Regions from separate parts of the Homo sapiens genome. Here region 2 is linked to region 1. A link is a loop called in an ENCODE intact Hi-C map of the cell type or tissue named here. Cell type or tissue: endothelial cell of umbilical vein. All regions are shown on one strand. Links, peaks and the distances in the headings refer to the core of each region. The heading gives the core; the rest is flanking DNA.

What was found. Peaks named below come from ENCODE experiments on the same cell type or tissue, not always from the same donor. Only the 100,000 strongest peaks of a DNase experiment are listed, where the experiment ranks them.
Region 2: it touches region 1 in a loop (14-fold over the local background); 4 of 110 quality-filtered maps call a loop at or near these places.

The regions. Positions count from the first base shown.
Region 1 is chrX:45,817,116-45,833,998 of GRCh38, reverse strand. No RefSeq gene overlaps it. Among named protein-coding and RNA genes, the nearest start is that of LINC02595, 26 kb to the left of the region's middle. In endothelial cell of umbilical vein, for the core only: a CTCF peak has its summit at 9,245 (motif pointing left); a DNase peak (open chromatin) is centred at 9,318; H3K27ac peaks cover 661 bases.
Region 2 is chrX:46,398,127-46,415,009 of GRCh38, reverse strand. No RefSeq gene overlaps it. Among named protein-coding and RNA genes, the nearest start is that of KRABD4, 41 kb to the left of the region's middle. In endothelial cell of umbilical vein, for the core only: a CTCF peak has its summit at 5,996 (motif pointing right); a DNase peak (open chromatin) is centred at 6,099.

The DNA of each region.
Region 1 (16,883 bases), core at 5,674-13,673:
TGTACTTGGTCAAGAGCAGAGTGACTACAACCCTGCTACAGTGTAACATTTTATTATTGTGTTAGGGTGAGTCCCCAGTCACTGTTCTCAATCATAACCTTTCCAAGGAGAGGAGGCTAAGTTGTATTGGACTCAGTTTGCTGCTACTATATGACTTCCTCAGTTTTTGCCATATTTTTGTACTAAGCATTTGACACTCACAAGTCCAACTCTGATTTCCTTGTATATCCATCCTGCTTTGGGCTGGTGAGCTTGATTCTGAAGGTTGATGTCTTTTATCAGTATTGGAAAACTCTTAGCCATCATCTCGTTTGATTCTGCCGTATTCTGTCTTTCCCCTCCTTCTGGTTCTCCAATTTACAAGGACATGAGACCCTTTGGTATTTCTTAGGATCTGCTTCTTTTTTCCCCCTTTTTCTATTTGGCTTTTAATAATGGATATTTTTCATTAGCCTCTATATTCAGTTTACTAATCTTGTGTTTTGCTGTGTCCAGTCTGCCATTAAACCCATTCAGTGGATTAATTTCGGATAACTGTATTTTTTCTTAATTTCAGATTTTTTTTTCTAGGATGTCCATTTGATTCTTTTTTAAAGCTACTTTCTAGTTCTCTGTTGAAATTTCTGGTGAATTTCTCTTTTCACCCATTTCCTGTTTTTATTCTTACTTTTTAAATCAATTAATCATGTTATTTTAAAGGTCTCATCTAAATCCAATATCTGGATCATCTGTGAATCTGCATCTTTCTTATTTTTCTCTTGAATATTGGTTACATTTTCTTGCAGTTCTCAGGTCTCATACTTATTTAATTTTATGTTGGGCATTATAATGTCCAAAAGAACCTTACTAACTCTAGATTATATCTTCCTCCAGAGAAAATTTCTCCTCTTTACTTTGTTAGGTAAATGCAGTGAAGGACTGAACACTTTCACTCCATTGAGAATTAAGCTAAGTTAAGGCCAGATTGCAGTTTTATGAAGACTCAATCCAGCTATGCTTGTCTGTGCTTCTCAGGCATGGCTCTCCTGGACTTTGATCAAAAGCCTGGAAGACCTTTGTTTTCTTAGTCCTGCAAAACTGTGGAAGATGCAAAACTGTGGAAGATTCAGTCCTGCCCTTTGGAGGTCTTGAGTTTAACCTCCTGCTCCCAGAATTTCAAATTCTTGCAACTGTTTGAGGGTAAAACTGGTTATGTATTTGAGGGAACACTCCTACTCTCCTAAAATGCTGTCTCCAAAGCACTATGAAACTGTAGGAGATTTCACTCTGCCTTCTAGAAACCCTTAGCCTAATATCTCACTCTCTTTCCCCAGAACTGAGTAAACGGGAATAGTTCCCATCTGTCACATCAGCTTTTGTGTATTCACCATAAAGCTTTGCTGGTTCTCTTTCTCCCAGCAGAAATCCCTTCTCTTCACAAGTCTCATTAGGATGAGCTCAGAGTTCTCAATTCCCCGGAGGAAAGGAAATCAGACTATCAGCTCACCTCAGCAGCGTTCCCTTCCTCTGGCATTCTTGTTTTTGAGTCCCTTATAGTCTAATGGAAGCCTCAGAGATTTTTCTCCATGCAACATGTAAGATGGGATCTGTAACTTCATAATATGCAGCATTTGCATGTTCTCATCTATTCTCATGGAGTCTTCTGTTTAAACATTAAACGTTTTTTAGCTTCATGATAAAAAGTAATTTTGGTAGTAAGCACCTGCTGACTCATTACAATATTTTCAAAGGAGGAAAATGGGAATACTTAGACAATATGGTTGTCTTCAAAATATTTTCATTGCATTTTTTAAGTTTTTCAAATTTTAATTTGTCTAGAAAACACTTTGTAGGTAGAAGATGGTAATGGAGGCAGTTTCAGTTGCTTTAAAGCTCCCTCAGATGGATTCCTTATTGGATCCATTTACTTCTCATGTAGTAAAATGAGGCATGACTGTCATTACAAACCCTCCCATTTGAGAAGAGAATTTGCTCCAGAGAATTCTAGTACCACTAATAGGCAGTGTCCATATGGTTTGCACATGTAAAAACAAGAGAATGAGCTCCCCAAATTATTTAAATCTGAACCATTTCATTGTTAAGGAGCAATTCCGTTAACTTTTGTTTGAAGCTGTGTAAGACTTGGCCAGTGCCGAAAGCCCCAGGGTTGATGGAGGCCCTGAGTTCTAGTGTTGGCTCTGCTTCCACAAGCCATTTGCCAGTGAGGCCTCTGTTCACTCATCCCGAGAATGAGAACATTGAAATACTTGAATCCTAATGCTATCTCTGCCCTTTGGATTCCAATCAGTCATTTATCACTTGGAAATTAAGGTTATACATGCGTTTCAACAAACTGTATTGCCAGGATCAATTAAAAGAATGAAAGTATGCAAATTTCTTTTAACTCTTTAAAATTTTCTATTTCCAACCTAATGAAGAAGCAAGGAGTTGTGTGTAAAGAGCACTAAACGGCATGTAAACAAATAAAAATGAAATAGTGATTTTTGAATCTGGAGTACCTGAATTCGAGTCATAGGCACTGTCTGCTTTGGTGCCTTGGGCAAGTCATCAACTATAAGCCTCAGTTTCCTCAACTAGAAAGTGGATAGAATAAATAGTACAGTAGCTTTACCTATCTCATGTGGGTGTTTGGGGAAGCCAATAAAACATTTCATGTGTGAAGGCTCTTTATAAATAGTAAAGGGCTATAAAAACATCGATTATCATTAGGACTAATGATGCAGCCCTTGTCAGCAGTAACCATCTGTTGTGGCTGTCACTCTCAAAAGCAAGATGCGAAAATGACCCAAAGGTATTTAAATTACGTTCACCTTGAGTTTTGTTCCCATATGACTGTTTTTGTTTGTTTTTGGTAGGTAAGCTGACACTATGGTTAGGGTTTGAGCTCTGTCCTTGGAGCCATTGAAATGTAGAGCTGGAAGGGACACTAGAATCACCAAATTCCCCTCTTTTAAGTTGTAGCTTATGAAGTTTAACTGACTTACCTAAGTTAACAGAGCTGCTTCAAGGTATAACCACAAAGAGTTTTGCTTAAACTCTGATTTGTATAATTAGGACTATAATTTTGATCAAGTACCAAAATAATGAAGGAGATTTCTTTTGCTTTCAAACTTTGGGATTCTCTATTTTCCTTCTCCCTATCCCCACTGATATCTTTCACTTCCCTCCTATTTCACAGCCCTCTCCTTCCATTTGGATGGTATAGCACCTCTACCCACTTCAGAGAAGAGGGTCCTCTGTCTCTCACCCAAAACCAATCCCCTACCTGTGCTCTTGATTCCCACCCATTTTTGCCTCCTCTGGGACCTAATCTAACAGTCATTCTGTCTATGACCTATTTTGTCTTGCTCTCCCTTTCTGTTGGTTCTTCTTGGTCTACAAATGTGTCCAAACTTGTAAGACTGTTTACTTCATCCTACATACCGCTTCTTTTCAATACTTGACTATTGAAAAGGAAACTGGTAAGAAGACTCATAGCTTTTTCAACTTCGATTAATTCCTTATATGGTAATGTACAAGTACAGGGACTGGTGCTTGGTAGTAGCTCAGGAAAGTTCCTTCCCTCCCTCCTGACTCTCCCCTTCCTCTCTGTCATCCCCTGCCTTCTTGTCCTCCACCTTCCTCTTGTTACTCTTCTTATTTCTTTCTGTTCCCTGCCTTCTCTTGTCCCCTTAACTCCCCAGTTTGTTGCAATTTGTTTCCTGGCCTCCCTTAGGGACGCTGATCTGGCTTTTGCTCATCAATGACCTAACGGTGGACTCCAGTGGCTGTTTCTCAATGACACCTGTCTGTTTTTAACTTGCTGCCAGTTTCTGGGTACTTTTTCTTCTTCTTTTAGCCTATATGATCCTTTCTTCTCAGGATCTAGGCTGGATTCCTCTTCCCTTTCTAGTTTTTTAAGTGATGCTATTCTCCAGTAGAATTCAGCATCAACCTGTAGTCAACTCCCTACTCAGCCGCCATCTGTGATCACCAGCATGGTGGGCTGCTTCCTCACACCCTTGACACCATGTTGAATCTTAAGGCTTCAGCCCCTTGCTTCTCTTTTCTTCCATAAACATTCAGCCCAAATGCACTCTTCAGAGAAGTCTTCACCAGCAACCTCAGTTACAGCTCCACAGAACTTTAAAGGTCCCTCTAGTAGCCCTGATATCAGTGCTGGGATTTCACTTCATCCTCTCCATTTTGTTCCTGCCTCTAGTGGGTGAGTGCCTTGTGGCAGAGACTGTGTCTGATTTATTTCTATGGGACTTAACCCTCCGTCAGTGCTGAATAAATGAGAGAGAACAATCATTCATTTAAGTACACTTCTATAGATAAGTACTGCTTTAAGAGACTGAATGTTGATTAGCCACAGGGAAGAGAAAAGTATAAGATCAGAAACGACTTCATGGTGTATGTTGTTATGGGAATCTATGGTATTAGCCAGTTTATTAAATATTAAATTATTTTATATGAAGTAGCACAGTGTGATAGGTAGAATAATGGCTCTCTGCTGTGGTTTGGATATGGTTTCTCCCCAGCAAAACTTAAGCTGAAGTTTGTTCCCCAGTGTTAGAGGTGGGGCCTAATTAATGGGAGGTGTTTGGATCATAGGGGTGGATCCTTCATGAATGGGTTGGTGCTGTTTTCACAGTAGCGAGTTGTTGCTCTCCCTAGACTGGATTAGTTCCCACGGAGAATGGATTAGCTCCTGAGTGAGTGGGTTGTTATAAAGCCAGGACGCCCCTCAGGTTTTCTGTCTTCACAAGTGTCTCTTTCCTTTTTGACCTTCTCTGCCATGTTGTGATGTAGCATGAAAGCCATTGCCGGAAGCCAGGGCCATGCCCTTGAACTTTTTAGCCTGCAGAGCTGTGAGCTAAGAAAACCTCTTCTTTATAAATTGCCTTGTCTCAGGTTTTGTTTTGTTTTTTTTTATAGCAATACAAAATGGAGTAAGACAAAATGGGCTAAGACACCCTCCAAAGATGTCTATGTATCCTAATCCCTGGAACCTGTGAGCATGTTATATGGCAAAGGGGAATTAAGATTTGGAAATGGAATTAAGGCTGCTACTCAGCTGACTTTAAAATAGGGAAATTATCCTGGATTATCTGGGTGGGATCAGTGTAATCATGAAGCTCCTCAAAAGTGGTCTCTGCTGTAGGATTGCCTTATTAGCTGAGTCCATGGACTGCTGGGGGGTCTTAAATTGCCTTGAACATTGTCTTTGGTTAATGCTTCATTGATGTATTTCTTTTTTTTCTTTTTTCTTTTTTTTTTTTTATACGGAGTTTTGCTCTTGTCATCCAGGCTGGAGTGCAGTGGCGTGATCTAGGCTCACTGCAGCCTCGGCCTCCCTGCAACCTCCGTCTGCTGGGTTCAAGCGAATCTTGTGCCTCAGTCTCCTGAGTAGCTGGGATTACAAGTGTGTGCCACCATGCCTGGCTAATTTTTGTATTTTTGGTAGAGACGGGGTTTTGCCATGTTGGCCAGGCTGGTCTCAAACTCCTGACCTCACATGGTCCACCTGCCACGGCCTCCCGAAGTGCTGGGATTACAGGCCTGAGCCACCTATATATTATTAAATCCTTTTGTGGGGCGAGGAAACAGGCATGGAGTGGTTAAATTACACCAGGTCATGCTGCTCCTGATGACCGTGAGGTTTTACTGCACGTAAAGAGTTGGGGACCAGGAGTTGGGGACCAACCTGGCTAACATGGTGAAACCCCATCTCTACAAAAAATACAAAATTAGCCGGGCGTGGTGGCACATGCCTGTAATCCCAGCTACTCTGGAGGCTGAGGCAGGAGAATGGCTTGAACCCAGGAGGCAGAGGTTGTGGTGAGCCGAGATCGCGCCATTGCGCTCCAGCCTGGGCAACAAGAGCAAAACTCTGTCTCAAAAACAACAAAAAAAGAAGTCTTGCCTTGAATTTTGAAAGTCGCAGAGGAATTTGTATATTATTGAAGCAATGTGACACTGTAACACTTAGGGAAGAAGACAAAAATGAATCATAATTCTAACAAAATCTTGATTATATTTTGGTATATATTTCCTTTCAGTCTTTTTTCCCCGGTGCATATGTGTGTTGCAGTTTACCACAGGTGTAATCATAACCATATTATACTTTTTTCATTTTACATTATGTATTTTTCCATGTTAACTGTCTTTGTCATTATTATCTGTTATAGACAATAGGCTATTTCTAAGTTTCTCTTGTTAAAAGTAATGCTGAAAGAACAGTTTCTATCTGGGATGTGCCATTGGTGGAGACCAGGAAAACAAGCGGGCCTATTCCAACTGTGAAACTCAGTTAAAACTTCTGCTTGGAGGTAGTCAGTGTCATATCTGCACACATTTTATTGGTCAAAGTGTGTCATAGGGCCAAAGTCAATGAAGTGGGGACGTACACTTCTCCCCCGTGACAATGAGCAGGGATGCTTCCTCCTATTATAAGGAGGGAGGGAAGAATAGTTGGGAATAATAATCCTATCTACTACCTGGAGGGAGATGAGATGATAAGATAGAACATAAAAATAGAAAGAAGCAAAAATAGCAGGTAGAGACAGGCTGATTTCTGTTGAATCCAGATTCTGACCTTAGGCAGGGACTCTGTCTTTAGTTGCCTCCACTGAAATGGAAGGATTAAAAGAAATGATGTATGGAAAGCATGGTGCACATTGCCTTGCAAAATAAATAGGCTGCCAGCAAATGCTAGTTCCCTTTAAAGATGTAATTTTACCATGGTACTAAATGTGCTATTTTGGTCCTGCTGTTTGGATGGAACTTGACTTTTCTTGAGTTTTAACACGAATATACACAATGCTGTGGATCATTAAAGTAAATATAGGCTGAATTTGTGGATGATTATTCTTCAGTCCTTTAAAAAGTACATCATTACTGGGGAGATAATTTAAAATTCCTGGCCTCACATCCCAAAGTGGGATGCAGTATCTTGGGCCCCATCTCAGAGCTACTGAATCAAATTCTACACTTTAACAACATCCCCAGGACATTAGATGTACATTAAACTTTGAACAACAATGATGTAGGTAGTCCTTAGGAAACTTTTGGAGAAATGGATGTTTTAAAAGAAAAGAAATGGATTCGTTTTCTTTTTGAATTATTATTTCCCTTTTAATTTGACCATAATGAATAAATCAATAATATTTACAGTTTTAAAAACTATTTTCTGGCTGGGTGTGGTGGCTCATGCCTATAATCCTAGCACTTTGGGAGGCCAAAGCAGGCAGATTGCTTGAGCTCAGGAGTTCGAGACCAGCCTGGGCAATGTGGTGAAAGCCCATCTCTACACAAAATACAAATGTTAGCCAAGCGTGGTGGCACACGCCTGTAGTCACAGCTACTCAGGGGCTGAGGGAGGCATATGGCTTGAACCCGAGAAGTCGAGGCTGCAGTGAGCCGAGATTGCACCACTGCACTCCAGCCTGGGCGACAGAGCAAGACTCTGTCTTAAGAAAACAAAGAGTTTTCTATAGTGTATACAGTATTTAAAAACAGGCATAGTTAGAACAGTAATAATTTAGAAGTGTGGTTTTTCTTCTTTGAACTTCTAAGAAAATGTTATTTTACCTACAAGGTTTAATCTTGATGCAAAAGCTGTTGGTCCATGACATTTTATTTGGTTTATTTGAATTCGAGAAGTCTTATTTTGATCTTAGGAGATCAAACTCCAACAGTATTATAAGTAATCTAAGATGCAACATTTAGAGTCTGCTATGAGTTGAATGTCCCCTCCAAGAATGTGACAGTATTGAGAGGTGGGGCCTTTAAGAGGTGATTGGAGTCATGGGGGTTCTGCCTTCATGAATGGATTAATCCATTCATGGATTAATGGGTTCGTGGGTTAATGGATCAGTGGCTTAATGGATTAATGAGTTATCAGGGGAGTGGGACTTGTGGCTTTATAAGAAGAGGAAGAATGACCTGAGCTAAAATGCCCATCATCATATGATGCTCTATGCTGCCTTGGGACTCTGCAGAGAGTCCCCACCAGAGAGAAGACCCTCACCAGATGCAGACTCTTGACGTTGGACTTCTCAGCTTCCATAACTGTAAGAAATAAATTCCTTTTCTTTATAAATTAACCAGTTTCAGATATTCTATTATAAGCAATAGAAAGCAGACTAAGATAGAATCTTTGAAACAAAATGGTAATTCTTGAACTATTAATAAATACTCTTTTTGCTACATGTCCCTATTACTTGATAGTAATTGTGTTCTTGAGTTTCCTTATGTATAGATTATGTGTCAGAGGACCTAACTCACTGGAAGCGTGGTGTGGGCACTAAAATTATTATTACTTTTTTGAGACGGAGTCTCACTCTGTTGCCCAGGCTGTAGTGCAATGGTGCGATCTCAGCTCACTGCAGCCTCCGCCTCCTGGGTTCAAGCGATTCTCCTGCCTCAGCCTCCCGAGTAGCTGGGATTACAGGCATGCACCACCACACCCAGCTAATTTTTGTATTTTTAGTAGATACGAGGTTTTACCATGTTGGCCAGGCTGGTCTCGAACTCCTGACCTCGTGATCCGCCCACCTCGGCCTCCCGAAGTGTTGGGATTACAGGTGTGAGCCACCGCACCTGGCCTGAAAATTCTCTCCAAATTCTCAGATGCCTAGTCAACTCAACGTAAGATGTTTGCCTGGGTTTAGGGCAAACTATGGCCTGTGGGGCCGAATCTGTGCCTGTGTTTATAAATAAAATTTTATTGAAACACAGCCACGTCCATTTATTTACCTAATTGTCTATGGCTACTTTCATGACGTCAATGTCAGAGTGACAGAGATCACTATATGGCCTGCACAGCTTAAACCTTTACTCTCTGGCCCTTATGGAATAACTTTAGCGCCCTGGTATCAATAATAAAGGGTAACTTTTTGTATTTGTGTGAAATTGAGAAAAGTATCTGAAGAATCTTGATTTTTTTTAAAGAGAAAAAAACAGTCAGTCTAACATTTAATAGATTGTTATCTTCTTCCAGATTACATCAATCTTCCAGATTGCCTTAGGGCCCTAATCACAGGTCAAATTAATTTTGCCCCTTCAACCAATCCTTTTCAAAGTACTGAAGATAATACTGTCATCAGATGCTGACATTACTACACAAATGCAGTATTTCATCAGTGAATTGTGTGTTTTTATATATCATGTTGATGCATGCCACTTCCCTCATACAGCGCAGTGTGTATTTTTCACTGGAACCTTCCAACCTTAGGCTCTTCCTTCCCTGGGGTGCCGCCTTGTGGTGGGCTGTGAGCCCTTCATGGGCAAACTGCATGGTTTGGTCATCGAGGACCGTGAATCTGCTATGGAGTGACTCATGCCAAACCCTGCCAAGAGCAAGCTGTCCCATCATATACCTAAGAGGTCATGAATCATTAGACTGGAACAACCTGCTGGTGAATACAACGTGGAAAAAATTCCTCATTCTACTGATTATCAACCTCCCCCGTGCCTTCTCTATATATGGGCTTAAGAGGAAACTTTTAAAAAAGAATAAAGAAATGACTCATTAGGGCTTTTTGGGGATAGTCTTAATTATATTTTAGCTAATGCAGTATTTTTCATACTTTGCTGTATATGGTTATATATATGCTTTAAAATAATAGGTACACATACATATCTCTATATGTATCCATGTGCACACATGGATGTGTATGATTAATCTTGATTCTGGTAAGCCTCATTATTGAAGGAGTTTAAGAGAAGAGGCTGTGATTGTATCTTTACTGGCCCTTTCTGTGCCTAAATGTGATGAGGTTTTTTGGGGTAGATGTTAATCCATCACTCACTTACAAATTTGTCAACAAACAGGAGAACCTTATGCAAAGAGTCACATTCATTGTCTTAATTTCTGCTTATTTCTAGGTAAAATATGTTGATAAAGCACAGCAGCCCACCAATATTCCATTGATTCAAATAGCTATGATGCTAACAGCTAAATTCTTACCTACAGACTAAAACATTCTCAAAATCTGAATAAAGATTATCCCATTATTTGCCGCTTTTGTTGGGAAATAAAATATATACATACATACTAAATAATCAGTAGTTCAGCTATACATGCAGGGAATTCATGTCTTTAGCTCTAAAACACAGTAATAATGAGCAAACTTATGAACCAGTTTATTCTGCTGCAGCCTTCACTAGTCTGCCTGGATGAGGATAAAGAGAGATGTATTACTCATAAGAATTGACAGATCTGGGATAGATTCAGCAGAAATAGCACTTTAGAGATATTTGAAACTATGGTATTCAGCTAATTGTTCTCATAGTTTTAAGATATATTCATTCCTGAATGTTGCCAAGGATTCTAGTGCTATAAGCAGCTTATAACAGAGATTTCTGTGGTTGCTATGTGCAGAAAACTAGAATAAATGAGCGGGAAATAAAATCAGGGAGGGAAAATATTGCTATAGTAGTAACTTATTTTTTATAGGAAAAATTTGGAAAATAAAGTAAGAATCCCTGGAATTTGGGTAGAAATATATTTTTCACAAAGCAGACAATACAGAACAAAAATCATAATTCTATTTGCTACTTTTTATTAAGAATGCTTTCCTTTATGATTTAAAACATTACATTTTGAGTAACTTTCTAATGCACTGTTTAGTTTGGATAGAATGTTGAGAAATTGCAGAGTGCTGAGAAGAAAGCAATGTCATGTCATTTCTTTTTCTTTTTTTTTTTTTTTTTTTTGAGACAGAGTCTTGCTCTGTTGCCCAGGCTGGAGTGCAGTGGGGCCATCCCCGTTCACTGCAGCCTCCGCCTCCCAGGTTCAAGCGATTCTCCTGCTTCAGCCTCCCCAGTAGCTGGGATTACAGGTGCCCGCCACCACTCCCGGCTAATTTTTGTATTTTTAGTAGAGATGGGGTTTCACCATGTTGGCCAGGCTGGTCTTGAACTCCTGACCTCAGGTGATCTGCCTGCCTCGGCCTCCCAAAGTGCTAGGATTACAGGCATGAGCCACAACACCCAGCCTCATGTAATTTCTTAACATGACAATTCCCAAATATGCTCAAACATGAAATATGGTTCTCTAGAGAAGTTGATTATATGTCTTTAATTCACTTATATCAAATAACTCCCTTAATCATTAAATTTTTTAAATACAGCCTAATCTTTTGTGTTGTTCTTCACCCAACTTTTCTTTCTCTTTTCAGCAGGATAGGAAAAGTACCATATAATTATTAAAGCCATCTTTTGATTACAAAGTACTGACAAATGTGTTTCTTTACCATCTTTTCTTCTAATTTGGTAATGTCAGTCCTAAGTGCACATTAGAACCATCTGGAGAAGTTTTTACAAAATGTAAATGACTGTGTTCCTCAAATTCTCATTCAATTGATCCAAGGTGGGGTATAGGCATTTGTGTGTGTGTATGTGTGTGTGTGTGTGTTTAAACTACCTATATGATGGTAATGTGCAACTATTCTTTTAGACTCTTACTTAAAGTGTAGTCCTTGGACTAGCAACATCAGCATGACCTGGGAGCTTGTTAGAAATACAGAATCTGAGGCCCCACTCCAGATCCACTGAATTAGAATCTGCAGTTTAACAAGATACCTGTGTGTGAGTCAGATGTGCATTAAAGTTTGAGAAGCACTGTTCTGTGGCAGGGGCAGGCAAACAAAGACCTTTGGGTAGGCCAAATCTGGCCTGGACGCTTGCTTCTGTCAATAAAGTTTTATTAGAAAACATCCACATTCGTTTATTTATATATTGTCTGTGATCGCTTTTGTCTTTCAAGGGCAGAATTGAATAGTTGCAACAGAGACCATATGGCTAACAAAACCAAAAATATTTACTCTCTGACCTTTTGTAGAAAAAGTTTGCCAACTGCTGCTGTAGGATATCCAGCCACCCTGTGGGTGAACAAAAATTGGAAAATTGGAAACTTGATTGCAATAAAAAGAATCAATATTCAGTTTGACTGCTGAAATTCTCAACCTTAGATTTAAAGCCATACTTAAGGGAAATTGAATGTGAGTGACTGAGTCAGACAGATTAACTAAGGAAGCAGTGTTGTTCTGGCAGGACAATTCTGGAGAGTCCATGCATATTTCTTAATAAGCAATGAATTGTTTGCCCTTGAGATGTCTGACCCGAAATGATGGATTTGTATTAATTTGAATTTTGAAATCATGTATTCTTCATGTTGGATTTGTATTAATTTGAATTTTGAAATCATGTATTCTTCATATGGACCAAATCTCTTTTGTTTTTTTTTGAGATGGAGTCTTGTTCTATAGCCCAGGCTGGAGTGCAGCAGCATGATCTTGGCTCACTGCAGCCTCTGCCTCCGATTCTCCTGTCTCAGCCTCCCGAGTAGCTGTGTGCCACCATGCCCAGCTAATTTTTTTTTTTTTTTTTTTTTAGTAGAGACGGGGTTTCACCATGTTAGCCAGGCTGGTGTTGAACTCCTGACCTCAGGTGATTCACCCACCTCCGCCTCCCAAAGTGCTGGGATTACAGGCGTGAGCCAGTGAGCCTGGCTGATGCGGACCAAATCTTTAACAGTTAACTACCTTGTACTGATCTGCAAAATGATAGAAAAACATGTAAGTTTAGGTGGATCAGCAGAGAGTCTGTTACATCTTGGTGGTCTCAGAGCTCTTTTCTAGCTCTCTGAGTTTCTGGGATTCTAACCCACATACTTCAGGAGATGTCTTAATAATGGTTGTATTAGCCACTTGTTACAAAACACTTAGCAAGGAATCAATCTTTGTGAGGAAATAAGCCCAGTCTGGTGGAATGGGGTATTTGAGGTTGCTTCACTCAGGAGAATGACGGCCCCAGCATTCTGCAGTGAAGAGTTTCTGTAAAACAGTCCTGTGAGGTTGGTTTTATTCCAGGTGGACAACTTGGGATGCTGAGGCTTCAAGAGGATACCTACTTAGGAAGTGGCATAGCCAGGGTTTGAAAGCAGATTTGTTTGTCTCTTAGATATGTTCTTTTTCCATCTTATTACACTGTTTCTCAAACACTGAGTGGATCCTCCATGACCTTTGGTTGCTTGTCCTGTGAATGCATAGGACTGAGGTGGACTGGGAGAATAAGAGCTTGTGGGCAGCTCATGTTGTCATGGTGAATATCTGTGTGTTTGAATACATGTGGACTAATGTGATGAATGATCGCTATTGATGAGTGACGTATATTAATATATCCTTAATGTTCTCAGCCTGTGAAGTTTGTTTATTATTTTTATGTAAAAGTTATACTGTGGTCATATGTATGTAAGAGGGATTCTTTCAGAGAAAAAATATTAGAACAGCCTAGTAAAGCCATATTTTTTGAATGCGTTAAATGTAATTTATTGTGAGTTCTGTAAAACTTGTCACCATTTAATAATTCAAGTGATATTGTTCCTGATGGTCAGTTTTTATTAACCAAATGGCTGGGAATGCCTTTGCTTAGAACTTTTTGTGTCAGTTCAAGATTGTGGACTTATTCATAAAAGTGGGAAGGTGCCCACCTTCTGGTTACAGTCGTGATCATTACAAAAGCGATTCCCACTTTATTTCTATGATAAGACACTTTAGATGTGTCTTCTCTGAGCCTCATGAGTTAAGTAGAACTCTCATTCTGCAGTAGAGAAAAGTAGACTTAGCTAAAACACTTTCTGAAGACTGCATTTCTAGAAAGTGGTGGAGCAAAATTGAAACCCAAATTTTCTGACTTTAAAACCCATGGTTTTAGCTGTCTTGGTAAGAAGACCGTCTGTTAGTTCTCTGTCTTTTTAAAGATATGATATTTAATAAAGGCATTTCATCAAGTGATTATTTCAAATTAATTATCCTTACGTCTTAAAAGATGCAGTTACCATATGGATTCCCCTGTTTTGTAGCTGCTGCTTGGGAATTTAAAAATTTTTCTGAGGCCGGGCGCGGTGGCTCACGCCTGTAATCCCAGCACTTTGGGAGGCCGAGGCAGGTGGATCACGAGGTCAGGAGATCCGAGACCATCCTAGCTAACACGGTGAAACCTCGTCTCTACTAAAAGTACCAAAAATTAGCCGGGTGTGGTGGTGGGCGCCTGCAGTCTCAGCTACTCGGGAGGCTGAGGCAGGAGAATGGCGTGAACCCGGGAGGCGGAGCTTGCAGTGAGCCGAGATCGCGCCACTGCACTCCAGCCTGGGCAACAGAGAAAGACTCGGTCTCAAAAAAAAAAAAAAAATTCTAATGCATGTATGCACATTTATGAAATATAAGTGTGATGTAAACAATGTATACCTGAAAGAAATGTTGTAAATGAGCCCTGTCTAACCACCACTGAAGTCAACAAATACAACATGCCAGGGCCCAGAAGCCCCCTGCTTCTCCTTCCAATCATTATGCATTTCTCCCAAAGGTATCCTGACTTTATGAAAAATCACTTCCTTGTTTTGTTTTTAAATTTTGCTACCTATCTCTAAATTGTATAGTTTTGCTTGTTGTTGAGCTTTCTATAAATAGATTGTGTCTGGCTTTATTTGCTCGGTATATCCAGTAACATATTTCACATATTTTATTAAATTTATTTCAGGTACTTGTTCTATGTTGATGTTAACAAAATGGCATGTCTTTCAACATTTTATTTCTAACAATTGCTGATAAATAAAAATTTTATTTTTGCACATTAATATATTCAGCAATCTTGATAAACCCTTTAAAATTGTAGTAATAGTGGTAATAGTAATTCCTTTGATTTTTCTATGAACACAACCTTCTCATCCGTAAATAATATCATTTTTTTCTTCCTTCTTTTTCTTGCCTTACTGCAATGGCCAGGACCTCTAGTACAATGTTGAGTAGAAGAGATGATGGTAGGCATCCTGTGTGATTCCCCTTTCTAAAAGGGAATGCTTTTGATGTATGGAATTTATTACAGGCTTTTGATATGTATCTCTTTTCAGAGTGGGAACTTCCCTTCTGTTTGCTTATGTCACTTCTTCCACATCTGTTGAGATGAGAATATGAGTATCCTCCTTAAATATGTTAATATGGTAAGTTACACTGACTGACTTTTAATGTCAGTCAAAAATTTAAAGTGTGGAATCCTGGTTTAAATCCAGTTTGAGGCTGGACATGGTGGCTCACGTCTATAATCCCAGCACTTTGGGAGGCTGAGGTGGGCAGATCACTTGAGGCCAGGAGTTTGAGACCAGCCTGGCCAACATGGTGAAACCCCGTCTCTACTAAAAATATGAAAATTATCTGGGCATGGTAGTGCAGGTCTGTAATCCCAGCTACTCGGGAGGCTGAGGCAGGAGAATTGTTTGAACCTGGGAGGCGGAGGTTGCAGTGAGCTGGGGTCAGTCCACTGCACTCCAGCCTGGGTGACACAGCGAGACTCCATCTCAAAAAAAAAATGAAATAAAATAACTCCAGTTTGATCAGGGTGTATTATCCTTTTAAAATGTGAATTTGATGTGCTACTATTTTCTTGAAGATTTTTGCATAAGTGATCGTGAATGAGATTGGCCTATAGTTTTCAGTTCTTGTTCAGTTCTAGTTGTGTTTTTGTACTGAACACATTCTAAACTCTAAGCTAGGAAAGGTGCCCTTTGCTCCTGTTCTCTGACAGTGTTTGTATAATTTATTCTCAAGTCTTTGTGTGGAGTGTTATTGTTTCCTTAGAACTTGTTGGTGAAGCCATCTGGACATACAGTTTACTTTTTTACTATAGGAAGATTCTAAATTACTAATTCAGTTTCTTTCTTTTTTTTTTTTTTTTGAGACAGAGTCTCACTCAGTTGCCCAGGCTGGAGTGCAGTGGTGAGATCTCGGCTCACTACAACCTCCACCTCCCAGGTTCAAGTGATTCTTCTGCCTCAGCCTCCCAAGTAGCTGGGATTACAGGCACCCACCACCATGCCCACCTGATTTTTTTAGGTGAGACAGGGTTTCACCATATTGACCAGGCTAGTCTGGAACTCCTGACCTCAAGTGATCTGCCCGCCTCGGCCTCCCAAAGTGCTGGAATTACAGGCATGAGCCACTGCGCTTGGCCTACTGATTCAGTTTCTTTTTTTTTCTGAGACAGAGTCTCGCTCTGTCGCCCAGGCTGGAGTGCAGTGGCGCGATCTCAGCTCACTGCAGCCTCCACCTCCCACGTTCAAGCAGTTCTCCTGCCTCAGCCTCCTGAGTAGCTAGGATTACAGGCGTGGACCACCATGACCAGCTATTTTTGTATTTTTAGTAGAGACGGGGTTTCACCATGTTGGCCAGGCTGGTCTCGAACCCCTGACCTCGTGATCCGCCTGCCTTGGCCTCCCAAAGTGCTGGGATTACACGCGTGAGCCACTGCACATGGCCTGATTCAGTTTCTTATAGGACTATTCAGATTTTACATTTTTTGTGACAGTTAAGTTGTACATTCTTGAGAATTTACCCAATTTGTCCAAAATTTAAAACTTTTTGATATAAAGTTGATTGAAATATGCTTTTTGATTATCTTTACAATGTGCAGTTATGTATCTTTATCTCTGTTTTATTCATCAGTCTTCATCAAAGATTTGGCATATTAATCCTCTCAAATGGCCTACTTATGCCTTTGTTGATCATCTTTATTTTATCCTCATTTTCTATTTCATTTCTGCTCTTATTATTTCCTTCTTTTTATTTTCTTTAGGTTTATTTTGCTTTTCTTAATGTCTTGAGATAGGAACTGAGCTTTTTAAGCTATTCTCATTTTCTAAAATACATAGTTCCCGTTCTAGGTAGCTTTGTTTCCATCCCAGAAGTTGGATTCGTGTTTAAAATATTTTGAAATTTGGCCAGGTGTGGTGGCTCACACCTGTAATGCCAGCACTTTGGGAGGCTGAGGCCAGAGGATCACTTGAGTCCAGGAGTTCCAGACCAGGCTGGGCAATAAAGTGAGACTCTGTCTCTAAACAC
Region 2 (16,883 bases), core at 2,888-10,887, 580 kb before region 1:
CGGGGAAAAAACAGAGCAGAAAAACCGGAAACTCTAAAAATCAGAGTGCCTCTCCTCCTCCAAAGGAACACAGCTCCTTACCAGCAACAGAACAAAACTGGATGGAGAATGACTTTGATGAGTTGAGAGAGGAAGACTTCAGAAGATCAAACTACTCCGAGCTAAAGGAGGAAGTTCGAACCAATGGCAAAGAAGTTAAAAACTTTGAAAAAAAATTAGACGAATGGACAACTAGAATAACAAATGCAGAGAAGCCCTTAAAGACCTGATGGAGCTGAAAACCACGGCATGAGAACTACGTGACGAAAGCACAAGCCTCAGTAACTGATGTGATCAACTGGAAGAAAGGGTATCAGTGATGGAAGATGAAATGAATGAAATGAAGCATGAAGAGAAGTTTAGAGAAAAAAGAATAAAAAGAAACAAACAAAGCCTCCAAGAAATATGGGACTATGTGAAAAGACCAAATCTATGTCTAATTGGTGTACCTGAAAGTGACAGGAAGAATGGAACCAAGTTGGAAAACACTCTGCAGGATATTATCCAGGAGAACTTCCCCAATCTAGCAAGGCAGGCCAACATTCAAATTCAGGAAATACAGAGAATGCCACAAAGACACTCCTCAAGAAGAGCAACTCCAAGACACATAATTGTCAGATTCACCAAAGTTGAAATAAAGGAAAAAATGTTAAGGGCAGCCAGAGAGAAAGGTCGGGTTACCCACAAAGGGAAGCCCATCAGACTAACAGCTGATTTCTCAGCAGACACTCTACAAGCCAGAAGAGAGTGGGGGCCAATATTCAACATTCTTAAAGAAAAGAATTTTCAACCCAGAATTTCATATCCAGCCAAACTAAGCTTCATAAGTGAAGGAGAAACAAAATACTTTACAGACAAGCAAAAGCTGAGAGATTTTGTCACCACCAGGCCTGCCCTAAAAGAGCTCCAGAAGGAAGCACTAAACATGGAAAGGAACAACCGGTACCAGCCACTGCAAAAACATGCCAAATTGTAAAGACCATAAAGGCTAGGAAGAAACTGCATCAACTAATGAGCAAAATAACCAGCTAACATCATAATGACAGGATCAAATTCACACATAACAATACTAACCTTAAATGTAAATGGGTTAATGCTCCAATTAGAAGACACAGACTAGCAAATTGGATAAAGATTCAAGACCCATCAGTGTGCTGTATTCAGGAAACCCATCTCATGTGCAGAGACACACATAGGCTTAAAATAAAGGGATGGAGGAAGATCTACCAAGCAAATGGAAAACAAAAAAAGGCAGGGGTTGCAATCCTAGTCTCTGATAAAACAGACTTTAAACCAACAAAGAACAAAAGAGACAAAGAAGGCCATTACATAATGGTAAAGGGATCAATTCAACAAGAAGAGCTAACTATCCTAAATATATATGCACCCAATACAGAAGCACCCAGATTCATAAAGCAAGTCCTTAGAGACCTACAAAGTGACTTAGACTCCCACACAATAATAATGGGAGACTTTAACACCCCACTGTCAACATTAGACAGATCAATGAGACAGAAAGTTAACAAGGATATCCAGGAATTCAACTCACCTCTGCACCAAGTGGACCTAATAGACATCTACAGAACTCTCCATCCAAAATCAACAGAATATGCATTCTTTTCAGCACCACACCACACCTATTCCAAAATTGGCCACATAGTTGGAAGTAAAGCACTCCTCAGCAAATGTAAAAGAACAGAAATTATAACAAACTGTCTCTCAGACCACAGTGCAATCAAACTAGAACTCAGGATTAAGAAACGCACTCAAAACCACTCAACTACTTGGAAACTGAACCACCTGCTCCTGAATGACTACTGGGTACATAACGAAATGAAGGCAGAAATAAAGATGTTGTTTGAAACCAACGAGGACAAAGACACAACATACCAGAATCTCTGGGACACATTCAAAGCAGTGTGTAGAGGGAAATTTATAGCACTAAATGCCCACAAGAGAAAGCAGGAAAGATCTAAAATTGACACCCTAACATCACAATTAAAAGAACTAGAGAAGCAAGAGCAAACGCATTCAAAAGCTAGCAGAAGGCAAGAAATAACTAAGATTAGAGCAGAACTGAAGGAAATAGAGACACAAAAAACCCTTCAAAAAATCAATGAATCCAGGAGCTGGTTTTTTGAAAAGATCAACAAAATTGATAGACCGCTAGCAAGACTAATAAAGAAGAAAAGAGAGAAGAATCAAATAGACGCAATAAAAAATGACAAAGGGGATATCACCACTGATCCCACAGAAATCCAAACTACCATCAGAGAATACTATAAACACCTCTATGTAAATAAACTAGAAAATCTAGAAGAAATGGATAGATTCCTGGACACATACGCCCTCCCAAGACTAAACGAGGAAGAAGTTGAATCTTTGAATAGACCAATAACAGGCTCTGAAATTGAGGCAATAATTAATAGCTTACCAACCAAAAAAAGTCCAGGACCAGATGGATTCACAGCCGAATTCTACCAGAGGTACAAGGAGGAGCTGGTACCATTCCTTCTGAAAGTATTTCAATCAATAGAAAAAGAGGGAATCCTCCCTAACTCATTTTATGACGCCAGCATCATCCTGATACCAAAGCCGGGCAGAGACACAACAAAAAAAGAGAATTTTAGACCAATATCCTTGATGAACATTGATGCAAAAATCCTCAATAAAATACTGGCAAACCAAATCCAGCAACACATCAAAAAGCTTATCCACCATGATCAAGTGGGCTTCATCCCTGGGATGCAAGGCTGGTTCAACATACGAAAATCAATAAACGTAATCCAGCATATAAACAGAACCAAAGACAAAAACCACATGATTATCTCAATAGATGCAGAAAAGGCCTTTGACAAAATTCAACAACCCTTCATGCTAAAAACTCTCAATAAATTAGGTATTGATGGGACATATCTCAAAATAATAAGGGTTATCTATGACAAACCCACAGCCAATATCATACTGAATGGGCCAAAACTGGAAGCATTCCCTTTGAAAACTGGCACAAGACAGGGATACCCTCTCTCACCACTCCTATTCAACATAGTGTTGGAAGTTCTGGCCAGGGCAATCATGCAGGAGAAGGAAATAAAGGGCATTCAATTAGGAAAAGAGGAAGTCAAATTGTCCCTGTTTGCAGATGACATGATTGTATATCTAGAAAACCCCATTGTCTCAGCCCAAAATCTCCTTAAGCTGATAAGCAACTTCAGCAAAGTCTCAGGATACAAAATCAATGTGCAAAAATCACAAGCATTCTTATACACCAATAACAGACAAACAGAGAGCCAAATCATAAGTGAACTCCCATTCACAGTTGCGTCAAAGAGAATAAAATACCTAGGAATCCAACTTACAAGGGATGTGAAGGACCTCTTCAAGGAGAACTACAAACCACTGCTCAGTGAAATAAAAGAGGATACAAACAAATGGAAGAAATTCCATGCTCATGGGTAGGAAGAATCAATATCGTGAAAATGGCCATACTGCCCAAGGTAATTTATAGATTCATTGCCATCCCCATCAAGCTACCAATGACTTTCTTCACAGAATTGGAAAAAACTACTTTAAAGTTCATATGGAACCAAAAAAGAGCCCGCATCGCCAAGTCAATCCTAAGCCAAAAGAACAAAGCTGGAGGCATCATGCTACCTGACTTCAAACTACTATACTACAAGGCTACAGTAACCAAAACAGCATGGTACTGGTACCAAAACAGAGATAAAGAGCAATGGAACAGAACAGAGCCCTCAGAAATAATGCCGCATATCTACAACTATCTGATCTTTGACAAACCTGAGAAAAACAAGCAATGGGGAAAGGATTCCCTATTTAATAAATGGTGCTGGGAAAACTAGCTGGTTATATGTAGAAAGCTGAAACTGGATCCCTTCCTTACACCTTATACAAAAATTAATTCATGATGGATTAAAGACTTACATGTTAGACCTAAAACTATAAAAACCCTAGAAGAAAACCTAGGCTATACCATTCAGGACACAGGCATGGGCAAGGACTTCATGTCTAAAACACCAAAAGCAATGGCAACGAAAGCCAAAATTGACAAATGGGATCTAATTAAACTAAAGAGCTTCTGCACAGCAAAAGAAACCACCATCAGAGTGAACAGGCAACCTACAGAATGGGAGAAAATTTTTGCAAGCTACTCATCTGACAAAGGGCTAATATCCAGAATCTACAATGAACTCAAATTTACAAGAAAAAAACAAACAACCCCATCAAAAAGTGGGTGAAGGATATGAACAGGCACTTCTCAAAAGAAGACATTTATGCAGCCAAAAGACACATGAAAAAATGCTCATCATCACTGGCCATCAGAGAAATGCAAATCAAAACCACAATGAGATACCATCTCACACCAGTTAGAATGGCGATCATTAAAAAGTCAGGAAACAACAGGTGCTGGAAAGGATGTGGAGAAATAGGAACATTTTTACACTGTTGGTGGGACTGTAAACTAGTTCAACCATTGTGGAAGTCAGTGTGGCGATTCCTCAGGGATCTAGAACTAGATATACCATTTGACCCAGCCATCCCATTACTGGGTATATACCCAAAGGATTATAAATCATGCTGCTATAAAGACATATGCACACATACGTTTATTGCGGCACTATTCACAATAGCAAAGACTTGGAACCAACCCAAATGTCCAACAATGACAGACTGGATTAAGAAAATGTGGCACATATACACCATGGAATACTATGCAGCCATAAAAAATGATGAGTTCATGTCCTTTGTAGGGACATGGGTGAAGCTGGAAACCATCATTCTCAGCAAACTATCACAAGGACAAAAAACCAAACACCACATGTTCTCACTCATAGGTGGGAATTGAACAATGAGAACACATGGACACAGGAAGGGGAACATCACACACTGGGGCTTGTTGTGGGGTGGGGGGAGGGGGGAGGGAGATAGCATTGGGAGATATACCTAATGCTAAATGACGAGTTAATGGGTGCAGCACACCAACATGGCACATGTATACATATGTTACAAACCTGCACATTGTGCACATGTATCCTAAAACTTAAAGTATAATAATAATTTTAAAAATATATATATATTATATATATATATATAATGTAAGAGAAGGCAAAATTAGAAAGACTACATGCGATTCTTGCTTCTGAATAGTTTATGTGCAAATATGTAAATAATAAAGGCTTCCTGGTCATTCTCTCTCTTTCTCTCTTTCTATTTGTGTCCCTGTTTTTTTTTTTTTTCCTCCAAGTGGAAGATGCTGAAATCATTGGCTTGACAAAGTTTTCTGAGTGGAGTCTGGGAACTCCTTGCAGAAAACATTAATTTCTGGGTAGAAATTTCTTATAGTAGAAGGAATTTGTGGTGTGAAGAGAATAAAGTAAATGTTCCAGAAAAGGCAAATAAATATGGGGGAAGAATTTGATTGAGTAGTTGTTAGCCTATGTGTAGAGAAGAACAAATGTATTTGCTTGGCTAAGATTATTACATGACAGATTTTTAAGGAGTGTGTGTAGGGTGGAGAGGATAGTTGAAAAAGACCTGAAAATTACCAATTTGAAATTTGGTTGAAATTCTTCACAATTGTCACAGCGCATGGATAAGACTTTAGTTGAAATAGCTTCCAGAATTGGTTTACTGAATTCCTGGAAATGAACTGTTTTAAGAGTTTGTACATTTCAGAAATTCATGGAGTTCAGAATGCCAAGACAAAGGCCTTCAATTTAACAAGGAGAAACCAGAGTTTACCACTGGGATCTCCTAGGCCGTTCCGGAGAAATTTTTTAATTTTTCAGTTTTTATCATAGAATTTCCCTGGAGACATGGAAAAGGAGAAAACTCTTACACAAGACTGTAGTCTTTTCCACCAAAAGTCTTAATTTTACACTTCTACGTGGTTGGTGTATGAAATGCACTTTCATGTGACTGCTGAAAGCAAAAGATGACTGTGGCCACATGGGGGCAGCAGACACCTGCTTTTCCAAGCTTGAGCTCCAGAAATTTGTGCTAAAAGATTTTCCACGTTTATTCTTTAGTCTAAATGTCTCTTCCATATTGCCGAACTGGGGGAAATGAATATCTTTAAAATACTAACAAAGAAATCTCACGTGCTAATCAGAAGTTGGCAAGGGCTTGCTCTTTTTGTGTTTCTAATGGCTAGTTTCTCACAGGTCATTTCTTAGCTATCAGGATATCCTCTGACAATCATAGGGCCTGGCATCTAATGATAGCTTAGTAAACGTTGGTTATCCTTAGTGTTTTTTGGAAGATAACTGCTCCAACTTACCAAAACACATTCTCTAAGATCTCAGACCACGGTATCCAGGGAAGGCTGTATCTCTTTAGCTAAGAGTGTTCACATTGTCTAGCAGTCCTACACATTTTCTGCAGTTCTACAGTCATGAATTTAGAGACAAGCACCTTGTCAAATCAGTGATTCTGAGAAAAGCATATCCGACACAGTCACTTTCTCTTTACCTGTGTGGTGCTGCAGCAGAAACTGCAAATGGAATTTTGAGGATGGAAGGTGAGCACAGGTGTGGCAAGATTGCGATCCTGGGTATACCACTCCATCCCTCCTCCCTCTTCCCCTAACAGCCTAATCAGCCCTAATCAGGGCCTCATGGATGAGGTGAGGCACTTAGGCTGGCACCACCAGCTGCCTGGCTCTTTAGGCCTCTCACTGATGCCCCCTGCCTATTCATTTCAACATTTGTTGAATGCCCACTCTTTCTTAAGCAATCCTCATACATCATCTCATTTACCATTTCTCTATGTAGGAAAGCTATTTCATGCCTATGTTTGCAGATGCTCGTCCTTCTGCCTGGAATACCCTTTCCTTCTTCTCAGTCTAATTCCTATATGTCTTTCCAATCCAGCTCATGACATGCTCTTCTAGAAACCCCACAACAGTTTAGATATAGCCAAAATGGGCTCTTGTAAGCACATGGTCTTATCCTCAGCACATTGTTAGGATCACAGGCTTGGTCATCTTCCTCTCCCATGAAACCACAAGCTCCCTGTGCTCAGAGCCCTGCCTCATTCGGCCTTGAATCCGTAGAGGCCAGCAGAGTTTCTGGCACATTGGAGCTGCTCCAGAAAAGTTTGTGGAGTGAGCAAATGAATCAATTCATTTATCCCTGAATGAGATGTTTCCTTTCCCTTCCTTTCCCCAGTTAAAATGCTTTGATTTTTTTTTAATCTCTCTTAAGAAATTATTTTAAAAATAAGCAGTCAGCTTCTACCTCCTACACAAGGAACATCAGAGAATACCAATGAACCATCATTTACAAGTGGGACTTGCTGAAGAAGGAAGTGTGTAGTATGAACCTCTGTGGATATCCCAGGCACTGTGGGGTCCCATGGGGATATGCACCAAGCTCCATGCGTGCGGCTCTGAAAGATGCCTTCACATCAGCAGCAGCTGTTAGTGGCATTAAGATGTGAATGGCTTCCAGAAGCCTCTCAGTGTTCTAAGGATACTATTCGTCAATTCTCACAGAATCCTTCAATGATAAGCAAGAGAAATGGAGAAAGTTTTTCCTGCCTTCTTCTCTCCGCTGTCTCTCTTTCTCCTTACAGTTGGAGAGTTAGAATTCAGAGAAAGATTAAGCAAATCGCCTAGCATCACTTAAAAGAGAACAGTCAAGCCAGAACTCAGTCTGGTGCTCATTCCACAAAGCTGTGCTTCCTGTAACTTAAACAGGTCTGTGTTTTAATGAATTTGTGGCATATGGGCCATAATAATCAAAGCGCCTGGCATTTCCTGGAATTTATGATCTTGTGGGGAATAGGTCATTTTCTACTTTTGAATGAATTTTCACATGCTTAGCTTTGGAGTTGAGAAACCTGACAGAAGTGAACATGGTTTCTGGAATAAGTAATGCTTTTTTTTGTTTGTTTGTTTGTCCTGCTATCTGTACCCATATCTTCTTTTTGTCCTCTCAAACCTCATCCCTACCCATGAACTATTGTCCCAACTTCTCTAGCATTTTAAGAGTCAGTGGCAAGATAGTGTTCTTTTTTTTTTTTGACGGAGTCTCGCTCTGTCACCAGACTGGAGTACAATGGTGCGATCTTGGCTCACTGCAACCTCTGCCTCCCGGGTTCAAGCGATTCTCTTGCCTCAGCCTCCTGAGTAGCTGGGACTACAGGCGCACGCCACTATGCCCAGCTAATTTTTGTATTTTTTAAGTAGAGATGTGGTTTCACCATGTTGGCCGAGATGGTCTCGATCTCCTGACCTCGTGATCCACCCATCTCGGCCTCCCAAAGTGCTGAGATTACAGGCATGAGCCACCACCCAGCCAAGAGTCAGTAGCAAGATAGTGCTCTCAAAGTCTGTGTTGTGGGAGAAGAAAATTATTTTGATTGCTGTCTTCTCTGTGAAATTCCAGTGAAGTTCATAGCCCTTCATCGTCCACCATCCCTGGTGACCTGCAGTTGTTGGAAAAACAGTTGTCTTTATAGGCAAAGAACTCTCCTCCTGACCTGGATTTGTGTTTCTGATTTCTAAAAAACCTTGTTGATCCAGGTAGCAGTGAAAGTCTGTGAATTCAGATATGGCCTGACCAATGCACTCTTTTTTTTTTTTTTTTTTTTTTTTTTGAGACAGGCTGGAGTGCAGTGGCGCGATCTCCGCTAACTGCAACCTCCACCTCCCGGGTTCAAATGATTCTCCTGCCTCAGCCTCCCGAGTAGCTGGGATTACAGGTGCGCACACCAAGCCCAGCTAATTTTTGTATTTTTAGTAGAGATGGGGTTTCACCATGTTGGCCAGGATGGTCTCAAACTCCTGACCTCAAGTGATCCACCCGCCTTGGCCTCTCACAGTGCTGGGATTACTGGTGTGAGCCACAGGGCCTGGCCCAATGTGCTCTGTTTTTGACAGAGTCTTCCAGAATTGCCTTGAGTGTGACAGCAGTAGCTGGTTTCCCAAAGATCTACTTGGTCCCACTTGCTGAGAAAGCTGCCATTGAGTATTTGTTGTGGGCATTTAAATCTCAGTAAAGGTATACCAATTAATGCCAATGAGCTTAAGTAAATATCTATGCCACTGATATTGATGTTTGTGTTTTGTTTCTAAAATGAATTGAAGTTCCCCCAAAGCCTGACCTCTTCTCCAGCAAATCCTTGGTTGCAGTGGATGGCAGTAATTTTTTAAGGGCATTACATTAAGTTTCCAGGAGTGCCTTTTAAAGGAGCTTTTTCCATGCCTTTTTTTTTTCTAATATCTTATATGCTCAGTTCTTACTGGCTTACAAGAACTCTTTAAAAAATGGAGTCCCTGAATATTTCTGTGAAATGCATTCTTTTCTGAGACAGACTGTCATGGGAGCTATTTAGAGCCTACATCACTTAGTTTGAGAGCTGAATGATGCACTTTTCCAAGCATATTCTTAACTCAAACAACAAAAGACTTCAAGTTTGCCGAGTATTTCCAGACCCAGGCAATGTCAGGGAACCATAGATTGTCAGGGTCTTCTATTGCCCTGGCAGCTCTCTAGAAGCAACACTAGAATTTCTAGAAGGGGACCGTAGCATGCTAAAGCCATTGGCATGACCCTGGGTTCACTGGCATCCAGGAAGCTCCTTTTCTCTGTGTTGGAGTTACCCCTGTAATACACCCAGGTTAACATATTTGGAATTCCTAACCCTATATAATGAGGAAACCTCTAAGTTTCAAAGATCCCAGTTCAAATCTAAACACTTAGAAAGCTTGGAAATAAGTTTCTTGGGTTTGGAATTCATTAAAGAAGTGCAAGACTCAGGGTCCATAGGGGGCACACAAAAAGACTCAGTGTCTCTGTCACTGAGACAGAGGCTGGGGGAGAAAAGAGACACACTTTCCCAGAAATTCAATTGGGGCAGGTACAGAGTATCTATGCTGGATCTCATGAGTGCTTGGTGGGACAAGACTGTTCCCATGGTAATTCCCCGAGGTTAACCAGCTGTGACAGGGAAAGCGATAGCCGCACGATTCATGAATGTGTGTAACCGAACTGTCCCTGGCTAGGTTCATGGGTCAAATAGGAGACCAGTGTCTGAGGTCAGGTTTCAGGCTGCTGCATGTGCTGGCCCCTAAGCAGAAGGAAAGGGAATCAGTAAGTGTCACCTTGAATGATACCCCCCTATGCTTGATTCGACACCAGTTAGGAAGGGAATTGGTAGGGGCACATGATGAAAAACTGTTCGGTTTCTTTCCCTTTCTCTCTGCTGTCACATGAGACTAGACCAGGAGAAAACAGAAAGCTCATAATTTTATTTGGCCTTCATTGAGTGTAGGCTGGTATCATTTCATTTATTTGGAACTTATAGGGGTTCTCAGGTTCATAACCTATTTACTGGGTTTATAAATTGATTATTTTAAAATTTGAATGATGGATGGGAACATTCCACGGTTTATTGTGGGAGGGAGAATATAGCCAGAGAAACAATGACCTATGGTGTAAGGCCATAGGTATATCAAAATCAGAATCTGTACCAATTCAAATAACTTCCTCTTGAATCTCAGATTACCTTGGGAAAGTGTATGATTTTTTTGCACTAGCATTTCAAAACATTTAAGCTTCCGTAATGACGGCTTGATTTAATTCCAAATGCATTACCTCCTACAGATACAACATGAGAGCAGAAATTGACTTTGTAAATAGCGTGGATCAAATGAGGCCCACTGACTTGCACAATCCAATAAGTGGCAAAACCAAGACTAGAATATCAGAATGTACAGCTTTGTCTTTTGAGCAAGATTGCCTTTGTTTTTACCAAACAAATTTTGATGCCATACGTTTGTTGAATGAATTCTACTTTAGATTCATTCAGTACAATATTTTGCTCCTTTTCTTACAAAAAGTAGTACAACAAAGAAGTGTTGAAATTCCATTTGCCACTCTGTTATTAAGTGATACATGTTATGTCACATGAAGCACATACAAAATTAAATAAGTCACTTTTGTGTGCTTTTACAGTGTTAGGTTTAGAAATCTTATCTTAGTGGAATAGACTTGTTTAAAAATGTTCTTGAAATTTCATTGTGTAAACCTAGTTTTATTATAAGAAACTACCATTCAAGCCAGTAGTCAAAAAACTTGCTTTCCTATACCTATAAGCACAGGCTTAGAATAAACTGAAACCAGATTGAGGCGGGCTTATCAACTGGATTTCAAGAGGCATTGCTGGTGAAATTTTAATGTTTTTATTTTAACAAACAGTTAAGTTAGTGAATTCCTTACTCTTAAACAGATTCTGTTAAGAAGGACATATTACTTGAGATTGTTTAATCCAGCAAAAGTTTTACCCTATATTTTTAACTAGTCCCACAGTTGATGGGGAAAGGTCCTGGTTTATAATATGAGGTGAGGTGATTCCTCTTTTTCTTTTCATTTATTTTTGGATTTTATTTTTAAATAATAATATTTTTGCTTGTATGGGAATTGCAGACTGTCCTTTATCCTTTCTCAAAGAATGAAAGTCCTATTCATTTTCCATAACTGTGTTTCAATATCAGTTTCTTTGTGAGGTATTATTGATTTCTAACCCCTTCACAGGTTCTAGAATAAATTCCTTCCTCTTCAATATTCTCAAGAGTGTTTCATCAGGCATCTATTCTAACACTTAGTTAATTCTACCCTCTGAGTTCATTTATTTGTTGAGTACCTACTATGTACCAGGCACTGGTCTAAGCCTAGGGATAGATAGAACAGTGAACAAAACAGATAAAGTCTCCAGTCTCATGGAGGTTATTACTCTAGTGGGTGGACATGACAATAAATGAATAAGTATTGGGAGGAAGAAAAAGCAAGGGAAGGGAGTTAACGAGTGCCAGGGAGAAGTGGGTTACTATTTTGTATTGAGTGGTTGGAGGATGCCTCACTGGGAAAGTGACATTTGAGCAGAAACCTTAAGGAAGGGAGGGTGTGAGCTAGGCAGATATTTTGGGGAAGAGAATTCTAAGCAGAGGGAGTAACAATACAAAAGACCGTGCTTGGCTCACTTGAGGAGTAGCAAGGAGGACAGTGATGTGGAGTGAGTGAGGGGAAAAGCATAAGGGGATAGGATCAGGCTCTGAAAAGCACTTGGATTTTTACTCTGAGTGGGAAGTGAAGTCATTGGGAGGTGTTCAGCCGAGGAGTGATGGAGCTGCAGTGCTGAGAATAGACCGTTGACTGGTGAAGGGAGAAGAGAATGATGTTTTGCACTGGGAAGTGGTAAGAAGTGGTTATATTCTAGATATATTTTGAAGTAAGAACATAATTGCAGAATTGATGGATTGGACATGGGTGTCAGAAGTCAAGGATGCCTCCAATGTTTCTGCCTTGAGTAGGTGGAAAAATGGAGTTTCCAGATACCAACATGGGGTAGGTGGTGCAAGAAACAGGCAAGGGGGGCAAGATTAGGAGTTTTGCTTTGGGACTTGTTAATAACTTTTTTACTTTAAAAATAATTTTTAATTGAAATATCACATTCTAGCAGAAAAGTGCTTGTCGAATTTTCACAAAACAACTGCACCTGTAATTTGCATCGAGACTAAGAAATAAAACACTCCAACAGACCCAGAGGCAGAGATTACAAGTAGGCATCTTGGATAGACAATTCTATAGTTTAGGGGAGATATAAATGTGGGATTTGTCAGCATACAGATGGCAGTTAAAGCCATGAAACAAGATGAAATTACCTAGGAAGTAAATGTGGATAGAGAAGAAAAGAAGTCTGAAGACTGAGCTGTGGGACCTTCTAACGTTTAATGGCTGGGGAGATGAAAGGGAAACAGCAAAGGATACTGAGAGGAGCAGATGGTGATGTAGGAGACCCAGGAGAGAGTGAGAACAAAGAAAGAGTACTAAGTACAGGAACTCTGCCATAAGGATTGGGAATATGCATTGAAGAAGATCCAGGTCCCTTCCCTGCCCTCGTGTCAAGTGGGGTAAAACATGACACGTTAAAAAAAAAAAAGGCATGGAAAAAAATTCCATCTATCTATGTACTTATCTTCCCATATTTTGTTATGAAGTATAACACAGGCTAAAAAGAAATGTAACTTTTTTTTTTTGAGACAGAGTTTCACTCTCATTGACCAGGCTGGAGTGCAATGGCGCAATCTCGGCTCACCACAACCTCCGCCTCCTGGGTTCAAGCGATTCTCCTGCTTCAGCCTCCCGAGTAGCTGGGATTACAGGCACGCACCACCATTCCTGGCTAATTTTGTATTTTTAGTAGAGACAGAGTTTCTCCATGTTAGTCAGGCTGGTCTTGAACTCCAGACGTCAGGTGATCCGCCCACCTTGGCCTCCCAAAGTGCTGGGATTACAGGTGTGAGCCACCGCGCCCAGCCCAGAAATGTAACTTTTGATGGTGGGGGGGCGGATCTGATTTAGTTAGGAATGGCTTCTCTGAGGAAATGATGTTTAACTTGAAGCTTGATGGATGAAAAGGGATTTTCTAAGATCAAATTTGGAGGATGTATTAGTTTCCCAAGGCTGCTGTAACAAAATACCATAAACTGAGTGGCTTAAAACACAAGAAATTTATTCTTTCACAGTTCTGGCAGCTAGAAGTCAGAAATCACAGTGCAGCAAGGCCATGCATGCTCTCTGTGACTCTGCAGAAGAATTCTTTCTGGCCTCTTCCAGCTCCTGGTAGCTCCAGGCATTTCTTGATTTATGACAGCATAATTTTAATCTCTGTCTCCACATGGCCTACTTATCTGTGTGTGCGTCTCTGTGTCCTCTCCTCTTCTTAAAAGGACATCAATTATTAGGTTTAGGGCCCACCCTAAATCTAAGATGATTTCATCTCGATATCCTTAATTAGTTATGTCTGCAAAGATGCTATTTCCAAATGAGGTCACATTCTTTTTAAGAAATAAATTTTATTTTTTTCAGATACATGGCATGCAGTCACCAAATGAGGTCACATTCTGGGGTTCTGAGTGGACGTGATTTAGAGGAACACTATTCAACCTCGTACAGGGAACAAACAGAAGAAATAACATGTTTGAAGCAGTAGTGTGTTGGAGCTGACTCAAACCTGCTATCAAGAGCCAACTGTTAAATTTTCAGCAATTTTGTTATCTGGTAGACATTAGTAACTTGAAATTGATCACAGTGTGAGTATTTGCATTGTGGAAATTGACAAATGCCACAAATCATGTTTGTTTATTTTTCTTCTGGAGAACCCATTGTTAAACATTTACCAGCACACCACTGGTTTGAAGGCCTTGTATCTGAAAAGACATGTGTCTAGCATGGCTGGCCTATAAGGAAGTGTGGACTGGAGGGGAAGAACAGGCCAGGACATGTAAGGTCTTGAAGATCTCAGTAAGGATTTTAGGTTTTTTTTTTTTTTTGAGACAGTGTCTTGATCTGTCTCCCAGGCTGGAGTGCAGTGGTGCGATCTTGGTTTACTGCAATCTCCACCTCCCAGGCCTAGTGATCCTCCCACCTCAGCCTCCTGAGTAGCTGGGACTACAGGCACATGCCACCAAGGCCATCTAATTTTTTTTTTTTTTTTTGGTAGAGATGGAGTTTTGTCATGTTGCTTAGGCTGGCCTGGAACTCCTGGGCTCAAGGTATCTGCCTACCTCAGCTTTCTAAAGTGCTGGGATTACAGGTGTGAGCCACCACACCCAGCCAGGATTTTAGATTTTAACCCAAGTGCAACTGAGGGATATCTGAGAGTTTTAATCAGGGGAGCGGCAAGGTCAGATTTGTGTCATTGTTCTAATTGTTTATATGCCAGTCTTTCCTTGACAGGGATTTTATCTTCATTATTTTTTGTTTCTCCCATGAATTTTGCATAGAATAGGTACTTGATAAATGCTCATCCATCTAAATGGGGTTTTATAAATACTATGCATGCTAGTAAAAGCAATGGTTAATGAGCCAGCAAAAATGATTGATATGGTTTGGATTTGTGTCCCCACCCAAATCTCATGTGGAATTGTAATTCCCAATGTTGGAGGAGGGACCTGGTGGGAGGTGATTGGATCATGGGGGCTATTGCCCTCTTGTTGTTTTCCTGATAGTGAGTGAGTTCTCACAAGATCTGGTTGCTTAAAAGTGTGTAGCACCTCCCCCTTCTCTCTTTCTCCTGCTCCGGCCATGTGAAGATGTGCCTGCTTCCTCTTTGCCTTCTGCCATGATTGTAGGTTTCCTGAGGCCTCCCCAGAAGCAGAAGCCTGTACAGCCCATAGAACCATGAGCCAATTAAACCTCTTTTCTTTATAAATTACCCAGTCTCAGGTATTTATAGCAGTGCAAGAACGGACTAATACAATGATCAAACCCGAAGATGTCATCGAGGATTCACAAAACAGTTCTATCATTTTGGTACACCATCCGTTTAACAGACATGTATTTAGAACCTGCTGTCTACAGGCACCATGGGGATACAGCAATGAAGAAGACACAGTCCTACTCTCAAGTTGGAATCTTGTGGAGAACACACCAAAGCCTGTCAGAGTCCCCTGTGATAAACTGTATGACAAAGTAAACATGGGCAGGTCTCCTGAATTTTGGGGACCTGGGGAAGCTCCCATGGGAAGCACACTTTTTAGAGATAGTATTGCTGCCTGGAATGATACACTGAGTTCAATATCATCCTTTAAAAATGGCGGTACACAGGCTTGGGGAAATGAGGATCTGAAGGGTTTTGTCCCTTTGAAGTGACCCTCAAAGCTTGTTATACGTTCTATTTGCCCATATTCACTATTGCTATCACCTTTATCCCTTCAGGCTGTGGTAGGCAGAATTCTAAGATGATTCCAATAAACCTTGTCCTTGTATAATCCTCTTCCCTTTTAGTGTGAATATGATAGTGCTCCTGTGCTGACATTATGTTATACAGCAAAAGGGAGATTATCTTGGGTGGGCCTCACCTAATCAGGTGAGCTTATTTTAAAAGCATAGTGTCCTCTGGCTGCTCCCATAAGAGTAGGTCAGAGATTTCAAGCCCAAGAAGGATTCAGTGCACTGTAGCTGGCTTGAAGATGAAGGGGAGAATGTGAGAAAGAATGCGAGAACATTTCTAAGAGCAGAGCATGGCCCCCAGCTGAGAACCAGGGAGGAAATAGACTTCAGTCCAACAGCTGCGAGGACCTGAATTCTGCCAACAGTTAGGATTAACTTGGAAGTCAATTCCTTCCCCAGAGTCTCCAGACAAGAACCCAGCCAGGCCAACACCTTGATTTCAACCATGTGATACCCTGAGCCGAGAACCGGCCACGCCGTGGCTGACTTCTGACCTACACGCACTGTGAGCTAATAAATTAGTGTTGTTTTAAGCTGCTACATTTGTGGTAACTTCTTACTTAACAATAGAAAACGAATGCAAGGGCCTCGACTCTGAAGGGTCAGCTCAGGAAGAGTGAGGACAAAATTTCTTTCACTCCCTCTGCTGAGGTAGGGTGAGAAAAACTTAGTGCTAGTTAGCAGAGCAGGAGCTGAGCACAAAGAGATGTCTGTGAAGCACCAGAGGCTCCTAAGGGGGCAGGAGTGACATTATTACAAGGTGTTATTATATATGATTATGACTTCACAACTGTCCTCTGAATTACAATTACATTTATGGCCTTCTGTGCCAATTCTTACATGGTGTGCTATGATGAATAAGGAGCCTGCAATACCGTGGGCCTCACAGGCACAGATGCAAATCCTTGCCATGCAGAAGCAAACCACATGAGACACTGCATCATGTTGTTTCACAATCCAAGGTGCTCTCTTGGAATAGCTGTTCTCTTTTTGCAGGTTAGACAGATGCTTTGGAAGGTGTGAGGTCTTGGGCAGGATCCAAAGTTCTATTTGCTATACAGAAGCAGCAGCTTGAGCAACAGACTA